2 separate regions of the Homo sapiens genome follow, and region 1 is linked to region 2. A link is an interaction called in ENCODE POLR2A ChIA-PET data of the cell type or tissue named here. Cell type or tissue: A673. All regions are shown on one strand. Links, peaks and the distances in the headings refer to the core of each region. The heading gives the core; the rest is flanking DNA.

Region 1 (4,000 bases), core at 1-4,000, 1.5 Mb before region 2:
TGCTGAGAACTTGAAGTCTCCCTCAATAGTAACAGTTGTAAACTCCCAATTTAGTTCATTTTAGAAGGAAAATGACAAGAATTCCAGCTGAGGCCAAAACAGCTGTGAGAAGCAGCTATCAATAGCAACAATCATCCACTTCCCATTGAACAAATGCTGACAGAGATTTAAAACAAAAATAAAAGCAAAGCTCTCACTATTCTGTATAGCCCGCAAGAGATGTGGGAATTCCCTTAAACAGCAACTCTCACAAGGATCAACAAACCCAAAACACTGCCATGAGATGGCCCACCCTGCCTTCTCCCACGTCCCTGGCAGGATGATGAGTCTGAACCTGTCTTTACTTTTTAATTTTTTTTTGTCTTGGTTTTCGGGGGCAGGGAGGGGTGGTGGTAGGAGATGTTCTTATATAAAAGTTAACACCACAAGTGCATGACCAGACTGCAAGCTGGCACCGAAATGGACAGCATGGGCCCAAGCCAGGTTGCAGAAATCCATCTACCAGCCAGCAGAGGGAGGTACATGCTCAGCGCAGCCTTACCTTTCGGTGCTACCCTGAAGATAAACTGGACACTCCTATCGGGTTATTGAACCACAGAACTTTAGAAACTGACACCTTTTCAAAGGATCTAGTTAAAGATATTAATTCCAGCTGAGTTATACACAAAAATTAGAGACACTAAATTACTAGGAAAATACCACCAATATATAATCTCTGAAACTAATTATATATTGATGTATCTAAATCTCTGAAACTAATTATTTGAAAATGAGTTTTACTGTTTGGAGTGGTTTTTCTCCTTTGTTTTATTTTCACTTAAAGCTTTTATTTTCAGTTTTCTTCCCTGGATTAAACCTGAAGGGGATTAAGAGTCCTAAACCAATATAAGAGAGCTAGATTATATGAGAGGGATTAAACAATAAAGAGAGAGTTTGGTTCAAGTGGTCTCAAGAAAAGTGCACTGAAGACAGAGGCCCACAGCAGCTGAGCAGTCCTAGCAGACCAGTCCTCACATGTCACTCTCTGCCTCACCCAGGGTTTCTCAACCCCAGCGCTGCTGACATTTGCACCCAGTATTTCTTGATGTTGGGGGCTGCCCTGCCCTATGCAGAGAAGAATTAACATAGCAGGCCTGAGTGTTCTCCTTAGAAAGGCTTGCTTATAAGTTTGGTCTTTGGCTGTCATCTGGAGACTTGGATTTGGAGAGGGTTCCCATCATCCCTGGAACTGATAAGAGTGGCTCACTGTATCCAAACTGCACAAACAAATGTGGTTTATGCTGAACACATGCTTTCCTTCTGGGAGTCTGGAAGTTTGGCACGTGCCAGGCAGAGACAGCCTATGCAATCAGCTCCTAAGAAAGGTCCTGGGTGCTAAGTCTCTGACGAGCTCCCTTGGTTGACAGCATTTCACAAGTGTTGTCACAGCTTGCTGCTGAGGGAACTGAGAACATCTTGTGCACCGCACTGGAAGAGGGCACTTGAAGGCTTGTGCCTGGTTTCTCCAGATTCACCCCATGCGTCTTCTACCTCTCTGACTGTGCTGTGCATCCTTTTGCCGTAATAAGTCACAGACGTTAGTACAATTATATGCTGAGTCATGGAGCCCTCCTGGCAAATCATAGTAACTGGAAGTGGTCTTCAGGACCCTCTGACACACATCCCCACAGTCATGACAGTCAAAAATGTGTGTGTGTGTGTGTGTATGTGTATATATATATATATATATATATATATATATATATATATATATATAAATAGCCAAATGTCCCCTGGGGGACATAATCATTCCCTTTCTCCTGATGAGAGACAGCAGTCTAGCCCAATACTTGGTCCAAACAGGCTTTCAATAAAGGTTTGACTTGAAGTGAACTGAACTAAACTGAATTGAATTAAATAATTTCCAGAACAACTTTAGGAGGAAAAAAAGAGAAAAAGAAATGAATAAAAACTTTTTAAATCACAGAACAGATTTAAGTAAATGCTCACAGAAGCAGCAGAGAAGTAACTTTTTTCCCTACTTATAGTTATTTCTATCTCGTGCTACATAAATATGCCAAATTAAGACCCTAGGCACATAACAGAAACTTGTACCACCCCAAAGGGTACCAGCGGGGCTTATGTAGATGATCTCATCCTTTCTGAATTTATGAAAATCTAACCTCGAAATAGGGCACTGAATTATATCAGTTTCTTCTGTCCGTGAATTCACTAGAAGAATTATTTGTGTATTTCCATTGTGATGATAATCCAAAAAATTAGTATGGGGATAGTTTTGCTCATATTTAATGATGAATACTGCTAAAAAATATTCAACTTCCAAGTTTCTATTTAGTGGACTAATGAGATGAGAGAAACACTAAAAATGTAAATCATATAAAGCAGTAGAGTAAAAATGCAGATAGAATCTAGGCTGTGGGTATACATTATGTTCAGTGTAAAATTTTTTAAACTTTGCTGTTTGGAAATTTTCATAATAAAATATTGGAAAAAATATGAATCATGCATCTGTACCATATGAAGATAAATGATGTCACAATATGCTATCTAAAGGGAAGCTTCTAATGTTTCAAATAGAAAACATGGTTAAAAAAAAAAGTACATTTTCACCCAACATACAACAGTATAGGCACATCAAACCCAGCAAACCCGTAATTAACTCCATATTCACCTTAAAGATGCAATCTCATTTCAAAGAAACAGCATCAGCTATCATATTCAATTATGTTAATCTGAATGTTATTAGTTTTGTAGATGTGCTTATATTTAACCTTGTAAATTTGTTTCAGTTTTGTAGTTGCATAAGCACAAAGAGTTTAGACTGTTTTTCATTTATATTTACTTATAACAAAAATAGTTAATTAAAATGCAAAGGACCTGAATAGTCAGGAAAACTCTGAAAAAGAAGAACACAGCCTGGGCAGTATCACAAGAACCCATCTCTATAAAAAATTAGCCAAGCGTGGTGGCATGTACCTATAGTCCTAGCTACTTGGGAGGCTGAGGCAGGAGGATCACCTGAGCCCAGGGGTTCAAGGCTGCAGTGAGTTATGATCCCACCCATTCGATCCAGCACTCCAGGGTGACAGAGCGAGACCTCGTCTCTTAAAACAAGAAAAAGGAAGAACAAAGTTGGAGAACTTACATTTATTTCAAAACTTAATACAAAGCTAAGGTAACCAAGACAATGTAGTACTGGCATAATAGACATATAGACCAACAGATTCGAATTGACAATCCAAAAATAAACCCATATATCTATGGCCAGTTGATTTTTAACAAGGGTACCAAGACCATTCAATAGAAGAAGACTTGTTTTTTCAACCAGTGGTGTTCAGACAACTAGACATACACAAGCAAAAGAATGAAGTTGGACCCCCACCTTATACCACATACAAAAATTAACCAAAATGAACCATAAATCTAAATGTAAGAGCCAAAACTGTAAAACTCTTAGAAGAAAACGTAAGGGTAAATCTTCATGGCCTTGGATTAGGCAATGGTTTCTTAAAAATGACACCAAAACTGCAAGTAACCAAAGGAAAAATAGATAAATTGACTTCATCAAAATGAGGAACTTTTGTGCATCAAAGGACACTATCAAGAATGTGAGGCCGGGTGCGGTGGCTCACACCTGTAATCCCAGCACTTTGGGAGGCCAAGGTGGGTGGATCACCTGAGGTCAGGAGTTTGAAACCAGCCTGACAAACATGGAGAAACCCCGTCTCTGCAAAAAATACAAAATTAGCTGGGCGTGGTGGCACACGCCTGTAATCCCAGCTACTTGGGAGGTTGAGGCAGGAGAATCGCTTGAATCTGGGAGGCGGAGGTTTTGGTGAGCCGAGATCACGCCATTGCACTCCAGCTTGGGCAACAAGAGCAAAACTCCGTCTCAAAAAAAAAAAAAAAAAGAAAGTGAAAAGCAGTCTATAGAATGGGAGAAAGGATTTGCAAATCATGGATCTGAAGAGGTTCTAACATCTGTTATAGATAAAGAATT
Region 2 (7,966 bases), core at 1,982-5,981:
ATGCAAATTTCTGCAGCTGGCTTGAATTTCTCCCCAGAAAATGGGTTTGTCTTTTCTACTGAATGGTCAGGCTGCAAATTTTCTGAACTTTTATGCTCTGTTTCCCTTTTAAAATTGAATGCTTTTAACAGCACCCAAGTCACCTTTTGAATGCTTTGCTGCTTAGAAATTTTTTCCGCCAGATACCCTAAATCATCTCCCTCAAGTTCAAGGTTCCACAAATCTCTAGTTCAGGGGCAAAATGCCGCCAGGATCTTTGCTAAAACACAAGAGTCATCTTTGCTCCAGTTCCTACAAGTTCCTCATCGCCATATGAGACCACCTCAGCCTGGATTTTACTGTCCATATCACTATCAGCATTTTGGGCAAAGCCTCTCTAGGAAGTTCCAAACTTTCTCGTATTTTCCTATCTTCTTCTGAGCCCTTCAAACTGTTCCAGTCTCTGCCCGTTACCCAGTACCGAAGTTGCTTCCACATTTTCAGGTATCTTTTCAGCAATGCCCCACTCTACTAGTACCAATTTACTTTATTAGTCTGTTTTCACGCCACTTATAAAGGCCTACCCGAGACTGGGAAGCAAAGGAGGTTTAATTGGACTTACAGTTCTACATGGCTGGGGAGGCCTCAGAATCATGGTGGAGGGCTAAAGACACTTCTTGCATGGCGGCAGCAGCAAGAGAAAATGAGGAAGAAGCAAAAGTGGAAACCGGCCTCAGTGATTCAATTACCTCCCCCTGGGTCCCTCCCACAGCATGTGGGAATCCTGGAAGATACAATTCAAGTTGAGATTTGGGCAGGGAGACAGCCAAACCATATCACCACATTTTGTTACAGTTAAAACTTTAATGTTTCCAAATAGGTGTGTCTCAATCTATATATCTTGCTTTCAAGACTGCTTGTCAAAGTGCATGTGCAGGCAATACTTAAAATGTGGTGCTTGATAGTGGATGTGGTGTTGCAAAGGCAGGCTGATACCTACCGGTATGTATTGGTTTATAAATACAGCCTCAAATAATATAGAACCTAACAAAGAGATCTTAGAGGCCATTTAATCCAAACTCTCATTATACATGTTGAGAAAATGAGGCACAGAGATGTTAAATGACTTGTCCGAGTTAATAATGTATGTGACTTTGTATGTTTGGGACTAAAATTGAGGTTTTCTGACTCTTCTTCTGTTATTCTTACCACTACACTACTATATTGTACTTCAAGTCAAATAAAAATTCAGACATCACTGAATGTAATACTGATTGGAGAGGAGCTTCCAGTGAATGAGAACGGTGCCAGGGCCCTGTATTCTAATGGCATGTGTTGATTCCAGCCACTATTTGTGGTGTTCAAAGGAACCCACATCTGCAGGCTCACAGCATTACTCTAGTTAAGAGTCAGAAAGTAACTGAGTGGGGATTAAAATAGTTCCTGGTAGTAAAACAGAATGACAGCCTCATAGAATTTGATTCTGTTTTCAATATTTTATAACAATTTCCTTTTTCTCCAAATGAATGGTGGTTCATGTGGTTCCAGGATGAATTTCTCTTGTAAAGGTTCTTACTCTTTAAGAAATATAGACACAGCCATAAAAACAATTCAGTCTTTTACCTCATTGCCTTCTTTCTAAACTGGTAATAAATTGTTGGCTGAGGCTAGATAGGCACATAATAGGTAGTGAGAAAACCCTCCATCAATGAGAAGATTTATCTGTGAGTAGTCAGAGAAACATTCCTTTATGCAATAAATACTAGAGGTGGGAGATATGGGCCAACAAGGAATGAATTGACTATAAAGAGGCATTTATCAGGATGATGGTAAATATCAACCTTCAAAAAAGGAGAATTCCATAAACCACAGTCAGTACTTAAATTTTTATCATGATATTTTTGACAGAATCTGCCTCATGCTTTAAGCATTTTTCCTTAAACAAATTTATTCTAGACTTCCCTAAAGATTTTGCTTCCAACACTTCTCTATGTCTTATGTTGAAGCCTTATTGCTATGTAGCATTAGCTATATTTTTGGTATTTTTGTTTGGTTTATTCGTTTAGCAGAGTTTGGTTTATTCTACTCTTTCTACCTGGTACCTGTCTGGTTATTACTAATATGGACAGAGAATTTTCAAGGTTACATTTAGTCTTTTGGAAAATGCTAAATGCACAGATGGGGCTCAGTAATTAGCTACTGATTACTTTTTGGAACTGGGTATTCTCCTCCTGCAAGACTATTAACTTACTTTTCAAATGATAACTTTTAAGGTGTTAACTATTTTTTGTGAAATCTTCATTATAGATTTATAGGAGTCTTCCTTCTGTTGGAACTACGATTACTTGTACATTTCTTTACATCATGGAGAGATGTACAAAGTTGTGTAGAAGACCCTTTGTAGATAAGCATCTTTTGTAGATTTTGTATTATAACTCTAAAGGTTTGTTCATTATTCTGGAAGGGCAAGGACTGAAACTGGGCCTAAGTAGTGGAAGATGCATTTCTTTTCATTGACAGCTATATTCGGATTCATCATCCATGTTACACTTTTTTTTCAACCAGAAATTTGAATTGTGGAATATCAGCTCATTTGTAAACTGCTTGCTAATCACCATCTTAACTTTATATGAATAGAAATAATTTGAGGTTGGTGTAAATGTGAGAGATTCAGACTGCAAAGTGCAAGCTATGAATTGACGACCCCACCCACCTACTGCCAAGCACTGTTTTGAACTCCCTGATTAAAACTGGGAAAGTCCAATTTGATGTCTGATAGTGCATTGACATGGTGGGTGGAATACTTGGACTGAATTAATTCAACAAGCATTTACTGGGTACCTTTTATGTTTTTGGATTAGTAGGCTAATGTAATTGAGGCAGAATCACTGCATATCCAGAGCTAAAATTTGCTGAGCACTTACTATGTTCCTGTAACTCTAGTTAGCACTTTGCATACAGTACTTCATCAAATCTTCAGAAAAGTCTTGAAGCAAGTATTGGTATTACCGAAAACTTATAGATAGGAGAAGTGAGACTCAAATAGGGCAGGTAATTTGCCCTGGGTCACTCACCTTATAGCAAAACTGGGAGTAGAGGCCATTCTTGTGTGATTCCAGAGCCCCTGATGGGAACCTAATTGCTGTGCAGCATCACAACTGAAGGGTTTGATGAGCCTCATTCCCCTCTGCAATTTTGCTCAGCGTTAGCATTAGGAACCCTAGATTTTGTTTTGTATTTATTTCCAGTAATTGTCAACCTACTTGCCAATTTCTTTGTGTTCAATAAATGTTTGCTGAATTGATGCATGTCTAGAGAGGGATGCTCCTCCTCATGGTTTCTGCACTGACCTTGAATGGCTTCTCATTTCATTTCTTAAAACAGAGATAATGCAGAGGTACTAAAAAGGACAAAGGCGATCAAATAACCGAGTTAAAATGTGTTTTTTCCCAAACACTAATAACACAACATTTGAATGAAAGTGTTGAACACAACAGATTATTTTTTTCCTCTTCCGAAGGGTACAGTTATTCATGAAGTGAAGGACAAAGGCATTTTGTTGCATTCTTATGAAAGAGAAACATATATCAGAGGGCATAATAAAATTTTCGATAATAGAGTTTTGCCTTTCTATGCCAAGCCTATCTTGCAACATACATTCTTAATGAAGGAAAAGATCAACAAGCCACAGACATATTTTTTTGCGAGATAGAAAGCAATTAGAAAATATAAAAGCGAGGTAAGAAAAAAGCTCCAACAAACTGGAACAATTACAAGCATTATAAGAAAATCAATAAAATAAAATCAAACCTCCTCTTAAGGCAACAAGTCTATCCAAGTATTGTTACAGACTATCTGATTATTACAAAGAAATCTCAGTTTGGAACATTACAGTGAAATTAAATAAAGCCACAGATGTTAGGACAAAGCATGTGAGTCAGCTTTTATGCTTTGTGAGGATGTGACCTCATGAAATATATCCTTTTGCAGAGAGAGATCTGCAGAGGGCGCCAAATTAACTGAATCAGGATAGAATAAACAAGAATTGGGATTCACTTTCAATCAAGTTACTGGTTAGTCATTTCAGTCTTATTCATCAGCCAATAATATTGAGTTAGAATGGAAGGCACAGGATTGTGCTAGATAATGCAGAAAGTGCTTTTCAAACTCTCTGTCCTCCCCACTGATTTCAAAAACTTATTCATCTCTCAAGAGTCATATCAATTGCTACCTCCGCTGGGACATTATTCCTGATTTTTTTAGGTAGAATGAATCACTCCCTTTTCTGGGCTGGACAGCAATTTATTTAGTTGTAAGCTCTCCCATGCATATCTTATAGCTCTTAGTCATTCCACTGTCATGGTTTCCCTATAGCTGTCTCTGCAGGTTAAGAACCATGTCTTATTGACAAAGGCAGCAGAGAAGCAAATGGTCAAAGAGCATTTTCTGAGGGATAAATAAGGGAACAAATCTAGAAAAAAAAGAACAATTGTCTTAAGCTAACACCCCTTTATCAATTTCCACCTATGAAATGGGTTTATATCATTTATTCATTCAACAAATATTTACTAAAAACTCATCATATTCCAGGCACTTTGTTAGGTTTAAGGGATACAGAAATAAGACATGATACCTCAAATCAAGGAGATCTTGGTTTAGGAAATTTGTAGACTTATTTAAAATACTTTACCATATGCCAAATTGAAGGTTATATATTTTCTTTACCACAATTAAATAAAAAAACTGGCCTATTATTTTCAAAAGTGTCAAAGACAAGGAAAGCTTGAGGAACTGTTTCAGACTGAAAAAGATGAAAAAGCTTTGGGAACAAAATGCAATGCCTGATTCTGCAACTGCACCCTTTTGCTGTAAAGGAATTAACTGGAGCAACTGTTTTGAAGGATTAGATGCTAGTAGCATATTAGGATTAATTTTATGATTTCGATGATTTTACTGAGTATGTAGGGGAATGTTCTTCTTGTAGAAAGTTTTTTGGGCAGAAGGAAAATATTACCAGATGGAAATCTGGATTTACATAAAGAATATTGGAAATGGTAAATATTAAATAAAAACAGCAAAATATTTCATGTAGAAATTCACAAAGATGTTTCTAATTTCAGTCACTTCAGTGACTTGATGTTGCCAGAGTTGGTTTTGTTTGTTTGTTTGTTTGTTTCTTGGAGAATGTTACATTCTTTTAACATCCAACAAAATCATTATGTGTGCTGGAACAAACCACTCGTGAGAGGTTTTCAAGGATGAGTGTGCCTTTGTACATGATAGCTTCTCCGGTTTCTCAGAAGTCAAAACCAGTCACAAAGTTTGTGACTTTGTTCAAAAGAAGAGTGGGGCCACTTGTTCCCAGGAAAAATCATTGCACCATCTGGTAAGTCATGGGTAGGAAGGTGAGCATTTTGTACTTTTATTTTTAAAGATAGCTTTAAAAAACACATATGTATATATAACTATAAGGAAAAATAGGATATTACTTATAATAAGAACACACGGAGAGAATTGCTTTAATATTTTAGTGTAGTCCTTCTATCTCTTATGATGCATATGTAGCATGTATGAATTCTACCCTACAACTATATTGGCAAGAAGCATATTTTTGTTTCTCCAAGCAAAATTAAATGAGTCTTTGCATACTTTTCTTTGCATTCCTTTCACTATCATATCTTCCTAGAATTCCACAAGAAATCTAGAGATTTCAATGGTACCCCAAAATGAAGGGCCATCTTTAATCCATCAGAGCTCCAACTGAGACATCCACTGATTAGGTGATGTGGATCTATCTTCTCAATTCTGCTGTACCAAGGAGCTTTATCTATGGCCCCAAAACCACAGCTCTCAACATCATGGCTCTTCATGTGGAGGGTTTCAAAAATCTACAATCCACCTGGACAATGTCCTGTCTCTTGGCCATTCTGCTCCCATAAATCTCCAAATCCCCAACCCTCTTCACTTGGCTCAGGATACTCCCTTGTTGCTGGACATCTCAGGGTTGTATCCCTCACCCTATGCACAGACTTTAGCTTTTTGCTTTTGTGATCCTTGGCTTTTTTTTTTTTTTTTTTTTTTTTGAGATAGAGTCTCACTCTGTCTCCAGGCTGAAGTGCAATGGCACAATCTTGGCTCACTGCAACTTCCACCTCCCAGGTTCAAGCAATTCTTCTACCTCAGCCTACCAAGTAGCTGGGACTACAGGTGTGTGCCACCATGCCTAGCTAATTTTTGTATTTTTAGTAGAGACGGGGTTTCACCATGTTGGCCAGGATGGTCTTGATCTCTTGACCTTGTGATCAAGGTCAAGACGGGCGCATCTCAGCCTCCCAAAGTGCTAGGATTACAGGCATGAGGCACTGCGCCTGGCCGAGCCTTGGCTTTTAACAACAGAACAGCTTGCTTATCTTGAGGAGATCTCTGGATTTCATGATCCTTCTCCCTGAGGATGTGTGTTATATAACTATTTCTTTCTGATTCTTCTGCAGTGGTAAAAGTACCACATATTTTAATAAATTATCCTGCCACAAATCTCATAACTTTGTATTTTATAGTATTTAATTATTTCAGCTTAATTGAGTTCATATTTATTGTGGGACAAACAACAAATATACTACGTGGGACCCAACAATGAATAAATTTTCTGCAGTTGAGAAACTCATAGTTTGGTGAAGAGTATAGTTCCCCACATGACTATATTGATGGTCTGCGGTCCATATGAGTGATGGTCTATAAGGGACCATGTTTCTGAGAAGGAGCCTCTCTTTTTCCTTTGATGTTCCTGTTCCTGTCTGCAGCTCCACACCCCCAGCAGACACACATAAGCACAGGTGCAAGTTATTAACATCTGTGATGCTGCATAGGGAAGTAATTTAGCGATTCTTTAGACTTAGTGATGCCAAGAACCGCAGGTGTTTCTGAAACCTTCCTTTCAGTTGATTTCAACTCTTTTCTCTCTTACAGCAAGAGTGGGAGTTGTTGGTGTCCATAGATACCTGCTGGGTACAGAGACTAGTTCCAGATGCTGCTATAATATGTGGCTCACCCAGGCAGAAATACCCCTCATTAAGACTAAATTCTGCCAGTAGCGATGCTTACTTGGCTTTTCCTACTGTGTGGTAACTGAATATTGACTATGGTTCTTCTATTGGAGCCACCCAATTCCAACATTAGAGCATCTCAGAAACAATTGTTTAATTGGGTCTTTACAAAAACAACAAAATAATGTGTTCAAAGTGCCAACATTTGGAATGAGAATTCTATTAAGAAAGTATATATAATATAAATAGATGACATTTATTGATACACTTGGTATAGTGTTGTGTTCTTATATAAAATTAACCTACTTAATTCTCATAACTTCATGAGGTTGATACTATAATCTTTCATTTTATTTATAAGTAAGCCCAAGCTTCAAGTTGTTATGCCCAAGGTCAACAGAACAAATGGTGACAGAACTAAATATTGTGGTCTCAGCTCCTATGCTCTTTGCATGAGATTTTACTGTCTTAGAATATGTGCAAAACTTTAAATGATATTCAATATGGTTCTGAATTTAAACTATTAGCTGCTTCCCTAGACAAAGTGCCCATATCATTCTTGTCTTTACATAGCCTGCATTGGAATTACTGGTGCATTTTTTTAGAGTACTTATTATAGTTTACAGAAAACTTTTAGTTATTGCACTTCTATTTGCTCCAAGTTACCTATCAGTACTATCCTTATTCACTGACGTCTATGAAAATTTGTTCCCTTCTCCGCTAAATGCCTGCTGCTAATTATTCATGATGGAGTCCATTAATTTTCTATAGCTGCTACAATAATTTACTGCAAACTTAGTGGCTTAAAAGAACACAAGTTTATTATCTTACAGTTTTGGAGTTTAGAAATCTGATGATAGCCCAGGTTTTGCTGGGTTACAATCAAGGTGTCAACAGGGCTGTGTTCCTTCTGGATGTGTTAGAGGAGAGTCCACTTTTCTTGT

The links. Peaks named below come from ENCODE experiments on the same cell type or tissue, not always from the same donor. Only the 100,000 strongest peaks of a DNase experiment are listed, where the experiment ranks them.
Region 1: POLR2A ChIA-PET joins it to region 2 with 6 read pairs; 1 of 35 experiments calls an interaction of 5 or more read pairs at or near these places.

What each region holds. Positions count from the first base shown.
Region 1 is chr11:44,116,881-44,120,880 of GRCh38, reverse strand. The region is part of intron 4 of EXT2 (exostosin glycosyltransferase 2); the gene reads right to left. Among named protein-coding and RNA genes, the nearest start is that of EXT2, 23 kb to the right of the region's middle. In A673, for the core only: a CTCF peak has its summit at 530 (motif pointing right); no DNase peak of the experiment used is centred there; H3K27ac peaks cover 670 bases.
Region 2 is chr11:42,627,738-42,635,703 of GRCh38, reverse strand. No RefSeq gene overlaps it. Among named protein-coding and RNA genes, the nearest start is that of LINC02740, 380 kb to the right of the region's middle. In A673, for the core only: a CTCF peak has its summit at 3,966 (motif pointing right); a DNase peak (open chromatin) is centred at 3,983.